Regions from separate parts of the Homo sapiens genome. Here region 2 is linked to region 1. The links are chromatin contacts, found by Hi-C or POLR2A ChIA-PET in ENCODE. All regions are on one chromosome and are shown on one strand. The core of a region is the stretch at or near the end of the contact, and the rest is flanking DNA. Distances in the headings are between cores, read along the strand shown. Region 1 overlaps RARRES1 (retinoic acid receptor responder 1). Region 2 overlaps LOC100287290 (a long non-coding RNA gene).

Region 1 (6,782 bases), core at 2,679-5,178:
AGAAGAAGTTCTTATTGTTTGCCATCTTTTTTTTAAGAGAGCAAAATGATAAATCAGTAAAAGAAATATTTCCTAGAGAGGAAAGGGAACTTGCTGTTGTATAGAGCTGAAGTTATTTCACATAGCATTGATTAAGGTTGGACTCTGGAAACACCAGTTTCCTTTGCATCTTAGCGTAGCAATTCAATAAACAAACAGCATTATTTTATTTTAAATAGACCAGATAGCATCCATTCCTATTATAGATTCTTAAAAAATGCTGGGAAACTGGAGAAGGGAAGGAAAGGATTCCTTGGTGGTTATTTATGTAGGGAATATTTAAGCTTGTACATGTACAGATGTTGCTGGGGAAGGAGAGAGAATTCCCGAGAGCACTGCACACAGAGCAGTTTGCTGAGGGCTCATCGTCAGTCTTCAAACGAGTTCTGTTGTAAGCTGAGGCACTAATTTTGGTTTACACAACGCACACACACAAGTCTGTCTATTCACTCATTCGCTGTTAATCACCTACTATGCCAGGCCTTGGGGAGATATAAAGAAATATGATGTCCAGCCCGGCCTTTCCAGAAACCTGCTTCTATCTTGGAAACAGTTTTGTAGTGTAGCTGATCAGTGTGGCAGATCGCAGCCTGCGGGAGGCTTTCTAGAGTGGGTGAGGCCTAAACTAACTCTTTGAGGAGCCAGTGTTAGACAAAGGTGTGGGAGTGGGATGTAGGGGTTGGAATTCCAGGGGACAGTGAAGCTGGAGAAAAGGTGTCTGGGGAGGTGGGTGCAAGGGCATGGAAAGCCTCACTTTTTTGAGATGACTTGGAACTTGATCCCAAAGTCTGGAAGAGTAACATTAAACATATCCACAATACACAGGGCGTTGTGAACAGTAGGATAAGGCATAAACAGGGTTTAGGACAGTGCCTGGGTCAGCATAAAATTCAATGTCTGTTTACTATTTTTATTATTACTAAAATCTATAGGCATGAGAAAGCAGAAGAACTGGGCTAAACACAAGAGACTGACCCAAGTTCAAGGATAGGGGATGTTATATAACATGGTCTCCCATCAGGGTTACTCCTGAAACACCCAATGAGTAGTGGAAGGATATAAATGAGACATGCCTGACAGTGGCTGGACAAGGCTCCCATGACCTCTTATCTCAAAGATTCCTGAAGTTCAGCATCCTTAGTACCTGCCAATGTGGGAGGAACACAGGGCTGTGGCTTGCTGCCTCTCACACTCCCAGCCACATGGGCACCCGCAAACAACTAACACTCAGAAGGCGACACTTCAGCTTGCCAGTGGGTTCTAAGCCTTGAATGGGTCGCTGCACCCCGCACCTGCTATGTGCACCGCAGCACCTGGGAGTCTGCCTGTCCTGTTGAGTAGGGGCTTCCTGGGTACAGCCTCCTGCAGAGGAGTCAGCGACACCCTCAGGTTTCTAGCTGTGAGGTGGGCAGGGGTGGGTGCGGAGGCCATTCATGAGATGAGGAAGAAGCTGAGTTGGGAGGGTTCATTCTCTGGCACATGGGGAAATTTGAGATGTCTCGGAAAATGCTGAGGGTTATAGAAGTAGGATCAGCAGAGGTAGTGGTGAAAGCCATAGAATTTGATGTAGTCCCCCAGGGAAGATGTGTAGAATAAGAATCCTGAGGAACATCAGCCTTCACGCCAGTGATACATTCGGGCATGGTTATATGCTATGCAAAAAGATTCACTAAAGTCTTCCTTATTCTTGATATAATTGTGCATATTTTAAATACAGGACTTAAGATATGATTTGACGCAACAGTGCTCTGGAAACACATGGAGGCAAAGTGAGAAGGGCTCTGAGCTGGTGTGGAGTCTGTCCTTTTAAAGAGTTATTTTCTTTGCTGATTTGATTTATTTTGTTTTAAGGAAGCACTCTTTTTTTTTTTTTTGGAGGCAGAGTCTTGTTCTGTCACCCAGGCTGGAGTGCAGTGGCACGATCTCGGCTCACTGCAACCTCCGCCTCCTGGGTTCAAGCAATTCTCCTGCCTCAGCCTGCTGCATAGCTGAGACTACAGGTGCACGCTGCCACACCTGGCTAATTTTTTGTATTTTAGTAGAGACAGGTTTTCACCGTGTTGCCCAGGCTGGTTTCGAACTCCTCAGCTCAGGCAATCCGCCTGCCTCGGCCTCCCAAAGTGCTAGGATTATAGGCGTGACTCACTGCGCCTGGTTAACAAGCACTCTTAAAAGTGTCCACATTTCATCCAAAATAAAATGTTTATATTTTTGGTTGTACTTTATCATGTATCAAGACACAGTGCTTTTATCTCTCACAAAGGCCTCTCCCTTCTCCCTTCCTCTGAGTCACAAGAGCCCCGTGCTGTTTTGCTCTGGTGAGATGAGCCGCACAGCCACAGGCCTGTGTGTGGAGTGGGCGGGAGCCAGGCCACCTTCCTCTGGATGCAGTGTCTGCACTTGCTCTCCAGTGGTTTTAGGACTGTGTTGAACTTTGGCTGTCCTTGATTTAAAATGTTCTGTGATAAAGGGGTCGTTGATGTTCAACAACATCACTCCATGATTTCAGCTCCTACCTTATTCCAAGTACTGTGCTGGGTGCAGGAAAGACAGAGCAAAACAGCAGCAGCCACTCTCCGGGCAGTCTAGCGGGAGAGGGCCTTAAATAGAGCATTGTAGGATTGATTATTTGATTGTGGCTGACTTAAGAGCTATGAGAGGATGGCTAGAGAATTGGTCTAGTCTAGGGATCAGGGAAGCGACATTTGAGCTGAACTCTGAAGATGAAGAAGGAATTGGTCTTGGTGTGGGGAGGAGAGCTGGCAAGGGCCTGAGGAGCAGCCATGGGGCCCCAGGGCAGAAAGACTGGAGCTGGAGCTGGGACCCGGTAAGAGGCTGACTGGGTGGCAAGGGCCACACCTGCAGGCTACAAAGAGGATTTTGTCCTGAGAGAAATGGAAAGCCAGGGACCAGAAGGAGGGATTTTGAAAAGATCCCTCTAGCTGGAGTGTGGAGAATGATGCTGGAGTGAGGAGTTGTGCAGAGTTAATGTAGACAGAGCAGGAGGCTGGCTGAGGGGGCGGGGAGAGGGAGCAGGGCTTGGAGCCAAGGTGAGGACAGTGGAAATGGAGAGAAGCATATGGTGGACCAAGTATGCCAGGTTGCCCCCCAGCCAGGCTGCGGCAGGCCACCCTCCCACCAGCCATGTGAGAGCAGTCATAAACCACCAAACCCCAAGTCCTATCAGAAAGTAAAAAATAAGCAGGTAATTCAAGATCAGAAATCATCACTAGAATACATTTTATATTAAGACAATTTTTTTTTTTTTTTGAGACAGAGTCTTGCTCTGTCGCCCAGGCTGGAGCACAGTTGCATGATCTCAGCTCACTGCAACCTCCGCCTCCTGGGTTCAAGAAATTCTCCTGCCTCAGTCTCCCGAGTAGCTGGGACTACAGGCACATGCCACCAGGCCCAGCTAATTTTTTGTATTTTTAGTAGAGATGGAGTTTCACCATGTTAGCCAGGATGGTCTTGATCTCCTGACCTCATGATCCACCCGCCTCGGCCTCCCAAAGTGCTGGGATTACAGGTGTGAGCCACTGTGCCTGGCCTTAAAACAACATTTTTAACATTGTGTCATTTAAAAGATGCTTGTGTGTACAGAATAATGCAAGTAGCCCAATAATTGGGCCAATTGCCTGGTACTGTTCTAAGCACCCTACATGTATTAAGTATGCTAACAAAGCTCTGAAGGCCTACTCAAACTCATTAGTAATTACAGAAATACAAAAATGCAAATTAAATAAGCAATGAGTTAATACAGTACCACTAGTAGACTGGCAATCAAGAAAGTGGACAGGGCCCATTGCTGGGTGGGGTTTGGGGCTTTACGACTGCAGTCTGGCATATGCAATCTGGCGTATGTGGTCAAATCAAGCTTATGTGTGAATGCCCTATGACCTAGAAATACCACTCTGGGCATGCATCCCAGAGAAATAGTGATGGAGGTCTGTGAAGAAACTGACTCATATAAGGATGTTCCCTGAGGCACCCTGTGGGGAGGTGGGGCTTTAGAGGCACTCACCTTATAAAGACCTCTGGTCTTGCCCAGGGATGCTCCCTCTGGGACTTACACAGCAGGTTGCTACAGCCACATGGTGTAAAGCTAATCCATTAAATTCAAAGCCGTGAAAAAAGTAAGTAGACTTTTTTGAAACAGCCAAATCTGACACGAGGAAAGGTGACCAACAATTCTAGCTTTCCTGAGGAAAGAAGGATTCCTGTAATATAGATTACAGTGATTTCATTCCTTTCCCCAACACACTGCCAGAACTGCCCATCTGTGAAACAGATCAGGAAACTTGACATCCCTTTCTTTAAACACAGTCAAAGGCAGAGCACATTGTTCCAATATTTTTCCGAAAAGGGCTATTTAATAAGAAAAAGCAAGCAAATGACCATATGACTGTATAACCTGAAGGAATAAATTAGTAGCTCTTCACTGTAGATTTTTAAAAAATTATGTATAAAAGACTTGTGTACTACAGCCTGGAACTAAATTCTTCATAATCATGGGCCACTAATAACATGGTTTATGCTCTAATTTTTTTTTTTTTTTTTTTTGAGACAGAGTCTCACTCTGTCACCCAGGCTGGAGTGCAATGGTGCAATCTCAGCTCACTGCACCCTCCACCTCCCGGGTTCAAGCGATTGTCCTGCCTCAGCCTCCCGAGTAGCTGGGATTACAGGCTTTTGCCACCACACCCGGCTAATTTTTGTATTTTTATCAGAGATGGGATTTTACCATGTTGGCCAGGCTGGTCTCAAACTCCTGACCTCAGGTGATCCACCTGTCTTGGCCTCCCAAAGTGTTGGGATTACAGGCTTGAGCCACTGCACCCGGCCCTTACTTTTTGTGTGTTTATTTTATAGATGATTTTTGGCCCCACTGGACAGTGAAAAGAGGCAGTCCCATCCCCTTCCCCATATACCTTCCACCTCCCCTTCCTCATATGCCATACCATCATGTACTCTTTAGTGACTGATCAGCACTTTGATTTTGGTTTGATTTGCAATCAGTTTGGAGGGAAACAGGCCACTTTCAAAGACCTGTTCGAGAGAATGTACAATGGAATGCTTTCAAAGACCTGAACTCATCACACTAGATTTTATTTATTTATGTTTTGGTAAATGATCCTCAAATCCTTAGCAAATCAATATTAAGCATTCATTCAGTGCTTACATATGAAGCATCATTGGAGGGAATCATGATAAAAGTGATTACGTGTTGTACTCTTACTGTGTGCCTCACCCGACCCAACATAGTACCCATGTACTAACCTATTATATCACTAAAGCCCTTTAGTAGGTATGATTGTTATCACCATTTTAAGGATGAAGAAATGGAGGCACTTGACCAAACTTAAGGAATTGGCCAAAGTCACAACACAGGAAGCAGGAAAACTGGCCTGCAGAGCCCCGTTTTTCCCAAATACCGCACAGGACTGCACAGAAAAATAGAGCCCAGCAACCTCTCTAAGAAAAGGAAGAATAAAAGCTGGCTGCTGGTGTGTGTGTGTGTGTGTGTGTGTGTGTGTGTATGTGTGTGAGAGAGAGAGAGAGAGAGAGAGAGCGCTGGGATGCTCTTGGACTGCTTGTAACCAAGGTCCCTGTGGACAAGAACCACTGCAAACCTTCCTCTGGAAGGGAGACTGCCAGGCATGATGTATGTATTAGTGTGCTAGGGCTCCCGTAACAAAGTACCACAAACTAGGTGGCTTACAACAACAGATATTTATTCTCATACAGTTCTGGAGGCCAGAAGGCCAATCTAAAGGTGTCAGCAGGGCCATGCTTCCTCTGAGACTCTGGGTAGAATCCCTCCTTGCCTCTTCCTAGTTTTAGGTGGTGGCTGTCGATCTTGGCATTCTTTAGTTTACAACTGAATCACTCCAATCTGTGCCTCTATTATTGTTTGTTTGTTTTTGAGATGGGTCTTGCTCTTTTCACCCAGGCTGGAGTGCAGTGGTGCAATCATAGCTCACTGCAGCCTCAAACTCCTGGGCTCAAGGGATTCTCCGGGCCGCCTTTATCTTTAAATGGTGGTCTTCCTCTGAGTCTGTTTGCATATCCACATGGCCTTAATATTATATAAGGACACCAGCCATTGGATTTAGGGCCCATTCTAATCCAGTATGACCTCATCTTAACTTGATTACATCTTCAAAGACTCTGTTTACACTTAAGGTCACATTCTTAGTCACTGAGGGTTAGAACTTTTTGGATATAACATTTCTTTTTAGAAGACACACCTCAACCCGTAACAGATGGAAGTAAAGGTGATCCAAGACTTTAGAAGGAGCCCCTGGATGCAGACCCTTTCAGACAAGGTATAAATGAAAGTATAACCCAGTGCAGGTGGGGACATCTCCAGGAAGGACTAGGATTAGACAAGCCGAGAGAGGGAGAGGGTGCTCTGGAAAGGTAGTGTGTGTGCCAGGGCATGGAAGCGAGCAGACCAGCCTGGGGCAGTTAGCAGATTAAGTCAGGGTAGACTTGGGGTTGAGGTTACAATGGTGGGTGGGGGATCTGATTAGAGATGGTCTCTTACAGGGACTTCATTCTAGAGCAGTGAGTCTCAAATCTGAGTGTGCCATGTAATCCCCTACAGGGCTTGCTAAGACCCAGCATGCTGGATCTACACCGACTTTTGATTCAGGAGGTCTGGGGTGGGGCCTGGGAACTTGCATTTTAACAAGTTCCACATGATGCTGATCCTGTTGGTCCAGGGACCACACTTGGAG
Region 2 (6,499 bases), core at 473-2,972, 45 kb after region 1:
ATGAGCTTCCTAAAGTTTCGGCAAGGCAAGGAGGTGGGGAAGGGAGAGCGCCCTGGGTTGGGGGCAGCATGTGCAGAACTCTGCCGTGGGACGATGCCCATCTGGAATGCTTGAGGAGCTCATAAAAGGACAGAGTGGCAGGAGCAGGATGGGGAAGGTGAAGTGGGAAAGTGGGCAGAAGTCAGATACCCCTCTGATGGGAATGTTCCCTTGCCTCCAGTCATATGTTGAAACCTAATCCAAACGAGTATTAAGAGAAGCTCACATGAATGGAATTAGTGCCTATAAAAGGCACCCAGGGAACTCATTTTTCTCTTCTGCCATGTGAGCTTACAGTAAAAAGACTCCTGTATATGAGGAAATGGCCCTCACCAGACACCAAATCTGCCAGTGCCTTGATCTTGGACTTCTCAGCTTCCAGAACTGTGACCAATAATTTTTTTTTTTTTTTTTGGTAGTTACGCAGTCTAAGATACTTTGTTACTGCAGCTCAAATGGACTAAGACAGATACCAAGTTACAAAGACCATATTAGGTATTCGGCCTTTGTTCTAAGAGTGATGTGGGGCCATTCAAATGTTCAGGTAGAGGTGTGTGTGTTCAGACTGTGTCTTCAGAGGCTCACTGACTGCCCTGCTGTCAATTGTGGACAGGCAGAGTGGACGCACAGTACCCTCAGTGAGGAGGGTATGACTGCAACACTTAGCACTCAGTCAGGATGGAGCTCCTCCTCCCCCATGCTGTCCACCACCTCAGAGCACATCAGGTTACGTGATATTTGTAAAAATGACCTTTCTCAGCAACGCAGTGCACTGGACCCATGGTGGGGCCTTGAGGGGCTTCTAAGGTTTCAAAAGTACCCCAGGAGTGTTCAGTATTATAATTATTACTGACTCAAGGGGGGTGAGGCCTCCTAAATCGCAATGACCACATCCTGCTACACCCCTCATATCCTTTTTGAGTTCTCTCCAACCCTAACTCTACTTTTCCTGAGAACATGATCCTCCAGAGCCCAAGGGAGTATGGCCTTTGGCCGTATCTTGAGAAATCTTAATACTTTATAAAATTCAATTCTGTTTCCTCCTACTGACCTGCAGAACTTTTACTTACATCATTTGAGGATTAATTATGAAATTTAGGAAGATGTCCAGGTAAACAGATACGCAGTCTTTCAAAATCTCAATAGTGAGAAGTGAAGTAATTTTTCGCTGGTGGAATTATTAGTGGAGCTATTTTTTTTGTAGTGTTAATTTTTCATCACAAATAGTAGGACACCAACCTTCTGGAAATTCAAGCTAGTTTTAAGGAATTGGAGTAAGATTTAGGACTACATGTATCACTACGTCTTAGATTCAGCAATTAAAACAGTTTATTTTGGGATACATTGTATAAGATAGTACTTTGTTCTTCTCTAATGAAACAGAGATTCTTATTCTATCAAAAGATATCAAATTCATTCTTTTTGCCCTCTTGGAGCCTGGAGAGGCCCATGGGAACAGGGCTTCTGAAACAGCAAACATGTCTGCAGGGCTGTGCCCTGAGGCCACTTTTGCTAGAAGTGACATTTCTGGAACCAGAGGGAGCACACAACTGTTCTTGAAATTGAAGGTGTTTATGCCCGAGATGAAACTGAATTTTATTTGGGAAACAGATGTACTTATGTGTGCAAAGAACAACACAGTGGCCCTGGCAGCAAATCAAACAAAACCAGAGTCATCTGGGGAAAGGTAACTTGTGCCCAAGGAAAGAACAGCGTGGTTTGTGCCAAGTTCCAAAGCCACCCTCCTGCTAAGGCCATTGGGCACAGAATCCATGTGATGCTGTACCACTGGAGGATTCAAATTCATTGAAAAGTAAATAAATACAATTTTAGGTTTGTTAATTTGAAAAAACATGTGGGTATCTAATTTCTATGTGTTGGCAGGGCCAAACAGTGAAACACGGAGCTTCAAGGCGAAGGCAGCTTGTTAGGGTCCCTCCTTCTGACCTGCCCTTGGCAGCACATAGACAACCTGCCTACGAGGTCCTTCCCCCACTGCTGCACTGTCGCAGGGGGTCATTGATAGGTGTCTTATTTTTTATTTATTTTTCAGACAAGGTCTCACTCTGTAGCCCAGGTTGGAGTGCAGCGGCACCATCAGAGTTAGCATGGGATGAACTGTTGGAGAGAGGGCTGGACAATAGGACTGGACTAAGGGATCTTAGTCCTTACTAAGGAATATAGGCTGCAGTGGGCATCTGTTGTGTACCTCAGCAAGAAGCAAGGACCAACTCTTAGTTCTCTGAGGTGAATTTTCGGGAGTGATGGGGGAGATGTTTTGAGGACATCCTGAAACCACACCATAGGTGCCTCTGTAACCAAGTGGAGAGAGGCCCTTGGTTATAGAGTTAGGAGAACATGGATGCCTCTGGTACACAAAAAACCCTGCAGTGGGGGCTTAACTTCCATGCTTGGGAAGGTCCCCACTTGCCTTCCTGGTCTTGAGGGATTCTCAGATGGTGGCCTGCCTGCAAGTGGCTCCTCCATTGTGTTCTGTTAGGAGGGAGGGATGTATTGATGGAGACTGAGTGGAAGTGTTTTTGAAAACTTGTGTTTGGCTAAAAATAAACGATCAGACTTAAATGCTGCTTGGAAATCATTCTTTGTTTTACCAGTCAACTTTCCCTCCTATTCTTCATGGTGGTTACCTTAATATTTATTCTGTACCAACCTCCCAACCTAATTCCTCCACCATCACTTTAAGCAACCACTCATGCCTTTTACCTTTCAGAAAAAATAAAAGCCTCTTCCTGCCACCAAACTTACAAACTGACTAGCTCCACCCCATTCTCCTCTTTTTGTTGTGATGGAAGGAGAGTCCCTCCTCCTCTCCAGGGTGAATCCCTGCACATGCACTCTGTGCTCTTTCTCCTCTAGCTTCTCCCTTTCTATAATCTTCTCTTTCTCTATTTCTCCTGCCCCTTTCTTTCATTTCATTGTTTTAAGCATGCTTAAGTGTTGCCCATCTTCAACCAGCAAACTAAGCAACCAACCAACCACTTCTTACATGGAAAAACAGGCATTCTTATTCCTGGTTAGTAGCATGTAAATTGGTGCAACTTTTTGGAAAGGAAATTGGCAACACCTAATGAAATTTAAATGTCCATGCCCTTTGATCCAGCAACTCCACTTCTACAATGCATTTTAAAAGTGCATTTGCACACACTGAGACATGACTGAGAATGTTCACTGTGGCACTGTAACAAACAGCGCAAATATCCATCAACATGGATTTGGATTGCCATGTAGCTATTAAATAGAATGTGGTTGAACTGGATATTATCTGTGTATTATTCAATGTTCTTCAGAGAAACAGAACCAGTAGAGAGCCTCTCTCTCTCTCTTTCTCTCTCCCTCGCACACACACACACACGCACTCACGCATGCACACACACATCTATCTAAATTATAAATCCTCCACTGGGGAGGTCACTGGAGGACCATCAGCAGAGGAAGGGTCATCTCTCCCAGCTGTGTCAGGAGAAAACCAGATGACTTCCAATGTCCTGTGAGTCTAACTTTTTATATCATTAATATAACATTGTCAATAAAGGTTTAAAGCTTAATTTAGAAAAGAAGCATAGAATGTGCTTTATCATTGAGAAGGCCCTGGTAGTACTGTCCCCCGAATGACCTGAATCTCTCTGGGTTCCTGGCAACAAGCCACTGGGCACAGGGCTTCTACCCTGCCTAAGGAATTTCCATGGCTCACTTCCTCTAGAACCCTGGAAGGGGGACCCTTGATCAGCTGGCAGGAGATTCATCTCCACTAAGAGGCTTCCTTCCCACAAAAGCCTCCAGTCACATCCTTGGTTAGGTTTTGCCGCCTGCTCTCAGTCTCAAAGTCTATAGCAAAAGGCAGAGCTGCAGGGGCTCCTTCTCCTGGAGCACAAGACAGGCTGCATCTGGGGTGCCTGGTTTAAGTATATTTTTCTTGGGTGATGAGTGGCTTGGAAAGGACATGCATCATCTTGCTGCCCTCCTCTGCTAATTTAAGCTGCACAATGCTTGTGGTGTTTGCGTCAGCTCTTAATTTTGACAATGCAAATAACTAGGGCAACACTGTCCAATGGACCTATCTGTGATGTTGGAAATGTTCCATAATATCTGTGCTGCCAAATATGGTAGTCACTAGTCACATGTGGCTATCAAGCATGGGAAAGGTGGCAGGTATGACTGAGGAAGTGAGTTTTAAATTAAATTTAAATTCATTTAAATTTAAGAAAGCACATGCAGCTAGTGGCTGCTGTGTTGGGCAGTGCGGCTCTAGGCCCTTGAACAGAGTTAGCGTGGTCTTGGTTAAGCTCTAGCCTTGGAATGTTAAACTGATCTTCTTGAAATGTGCTCTGATTCTTCAGCTGGAGAGCTAGTATTAACTGTCTGTATTACCTTTAAACCAACCAATTAATCCATCAACTAACCAGTTTACACCCCCTGCCCACCCCCTGACTTTCATGGCTTTCACAGCCATCTCTATGCTGATGCCTTCCAAATCCCAGATTTTCTGCTGAGCTCCAGACCCAAATGCACAACCATGTGATGGACATCTGTCTACACTTGGATGTCCTACAGGTGACTCAGATTCAACCAGCTCAAACAAAATCATTGTCTTCCCACTTTCTCCAAACCTGTTTTTCTTCTACGTGCTCTAGCTCAGGAATGGCACCTCCATTCTCCCACTTGCTTGTACTAGAAACCTGCAGCTTGATCTTGACTTCCCCCCCTCTCTCATCCATCTCATTCATTCAGTTTCCATGATCTATAAATTCTGCCTCCTAAATGATTCTTAAATTCTGCTACTTCTCATCATCTCCACTACCACTCCCCTGGTTTAAATCACTATTTGATATTTCTAAAATGCAAATCTGATCATGTCCCTTCCTTGCTTAAATTACTTCAGTGACTCCCGATTTCTCCCAGGATAAAGACAAACCTTCTAACACGATCCCTATGTGATCTTCCCCTGGCATCTCTTACCTCCCCTTTGGCTACTTCTTCCCCTTGCATTCTCTGTTCTAGGTTTATTCCAAATAAATCACAGCATCTCTCGCCCACCTGCTTTGGCTTAATGATTGCTACTTATCTTTTAGGTGTCAGCATTTAGAGGTTACTTTCTCTGTGGCGATCTGGGCCACATGTTCCTCTCTGTGCCCCCACAGGACCCTGCAATTTCCAGCTCCTCCATGTGACTATAGGTTCCTTGAAAGCAGAGCTTTGTCTGTCTTATTTACCACTGACACATAGTTGGTGTTAAGCCTCCATAACAGAATCCTTAAATGGAGCATGTTTGGGGCAGGGCTTATGGGGATCTTCCTCCTGTGACTTCTTCAGCTGCTTTCTGCACTCATGGAGATTTTCCTACACGCCAAATCTATGCTAGAGGGCCTGCGTGGTTCAAGGAAAATGGCAGCTGGAGCCCTGTCCTCCTGGTGCTGATCTCAAGAAGTACTTCGTTTGGAAAGAGCAAGAAGAGAGGCCTTTCTCCCTACACCTGAACATAGAGCCACTAGGTTAATCAGCATAAGTTCTCAGGGCAGCCTCAAACAAATTGGTGGAGTCTATGTAAGTTCACAGGATGGACAAATGTATGTGAACAGAACACAAAATAGAAATTGCCAACAGTTTCTCATATTGTGGTATGATAAGCTTACAGCCATCAGGTGCAAGGTTTTAATTTTTTATTCTTATTTATTTATTTTGAGACAGAGCCTTGCCCTGTCACCCAGGCTGGAGTGCAGTGGCACGATCTCTGCTCACTGCAACCTCCGCCTCCTGGGTTCAAACGATTCTTCTGCCTCAGCCTCCCAAGTAGCTGGGACTACAGGTGTGCGTTGGGATTACCGGCATAAGCCACCGCACCTGGCCTAATTTTTTATTGTTTAAAAAATATTTTTTGAGGGTCTCCTGTGTGCGTCTGTTCTAGATGCATGTAGTTAGAGCTGAGCACTCCAAAATGCACACAAGCAGCCAAGTCTCCGGAATTAACTGTCCCACAGAATGCAAGAGCCTTTTAAAGACTGTGCTCCTCTTATAGTCATCTGATTTCCCAAAGTCAGAGAGGTTGAAATGCAAAGAGTATGCATTTTGCTAAAAAGGAATATTTATAAAACTGAAAGTGTATTGCACCTCCTGATATTTTTATGAGTAAATAAAAGCAAAGTAGCCAGAGCTAAAGAAATGCCTTTAGTAAAGACTCTACACTTGGAAGTCTGAGCAATTGCAGAGTGAGACCAAGAGTTCTCCTCCATTAGGATACTCCTCCTACAACTAGGAAGGGGCTGCTCTGATATTGACTAATGGGGCTGACATTGGACCTGGTGGTTTCCTGAGCACACAGGAGAGGAGACACAGAATTCCAGCACTAGAAAACACCAAAAAAAGGGGTCCAGATCAGGGAACAGTTTCTCAGTTACTGATGGACAATGGTTTAATCATTATTCCAATGGGAAGAAGTACCCAA

Evidence for each region. A loop is a pair of places that touch in the nucleus more often than their neighbours do. ChIA-PET counts read pairs that join two places held with the same protein, here RNA polymerase II (POLR2A). Pooled maps may share reads with other maps.
Region 2: a map of astrocyte of the cerebellum shows a loop between it and region 1 (4-fold over the local background). The contact joins two enhancer-like sites. A Hi-C loop is called at or near these places in 20 of 168 maps with a recorded cell type or tissue (Caco-2, Calu3, HepG2 and 15 more) and 12 of 50 pooled maps. POLR2A ChIA-PET finds 5 or more read pairs at or near these places in 8 of 52 experiments (BJ, MCF 10A, PC-3 and 4 more).

What each region holds. Positions count from the first base shown.
Region 1 is chr3:158,714,688-158,721,469 of GRCh38, forward strand. The region is part of intron 1 of RARRES1 (retinoic acid receptor responder 1); the gene reads right to left. Among named protein-coding and RNA genes, the nearest start is that of RARRES1, 14 kb to the right of the region's middle. RefSeq lists an enhancer at 834-1,334. Within about 2 kb of position 3,929, at least 6 of the 41 ENCODE cell types and tissues checked have a DNase peak (open chromatin) inside an H3K27ac peak, as active enhancers do; they include PC-9, where a contact is called at or near this core.
Region 2 is chr3:158,761,914-158,768,412 of GRCh38, forward strand. The region is part of intron 4 of LOC100287290 (a long non-coding RNA gene); the gene reads left to right. It also overlaps the pseudogene RPL35AP9. Among named protein-coding and RNA genes, the nearest start is that of RARRES1, 33 kb to the left of the region's middle. Within about 2 kb of position 1,723, at least 5 of the 41 ENCODE cell types and tissues checked have a DNase peak (open chromatin) inside an H3K27ac peak, as active enhancers do; they include PC-9, where a contact is called at or near this core.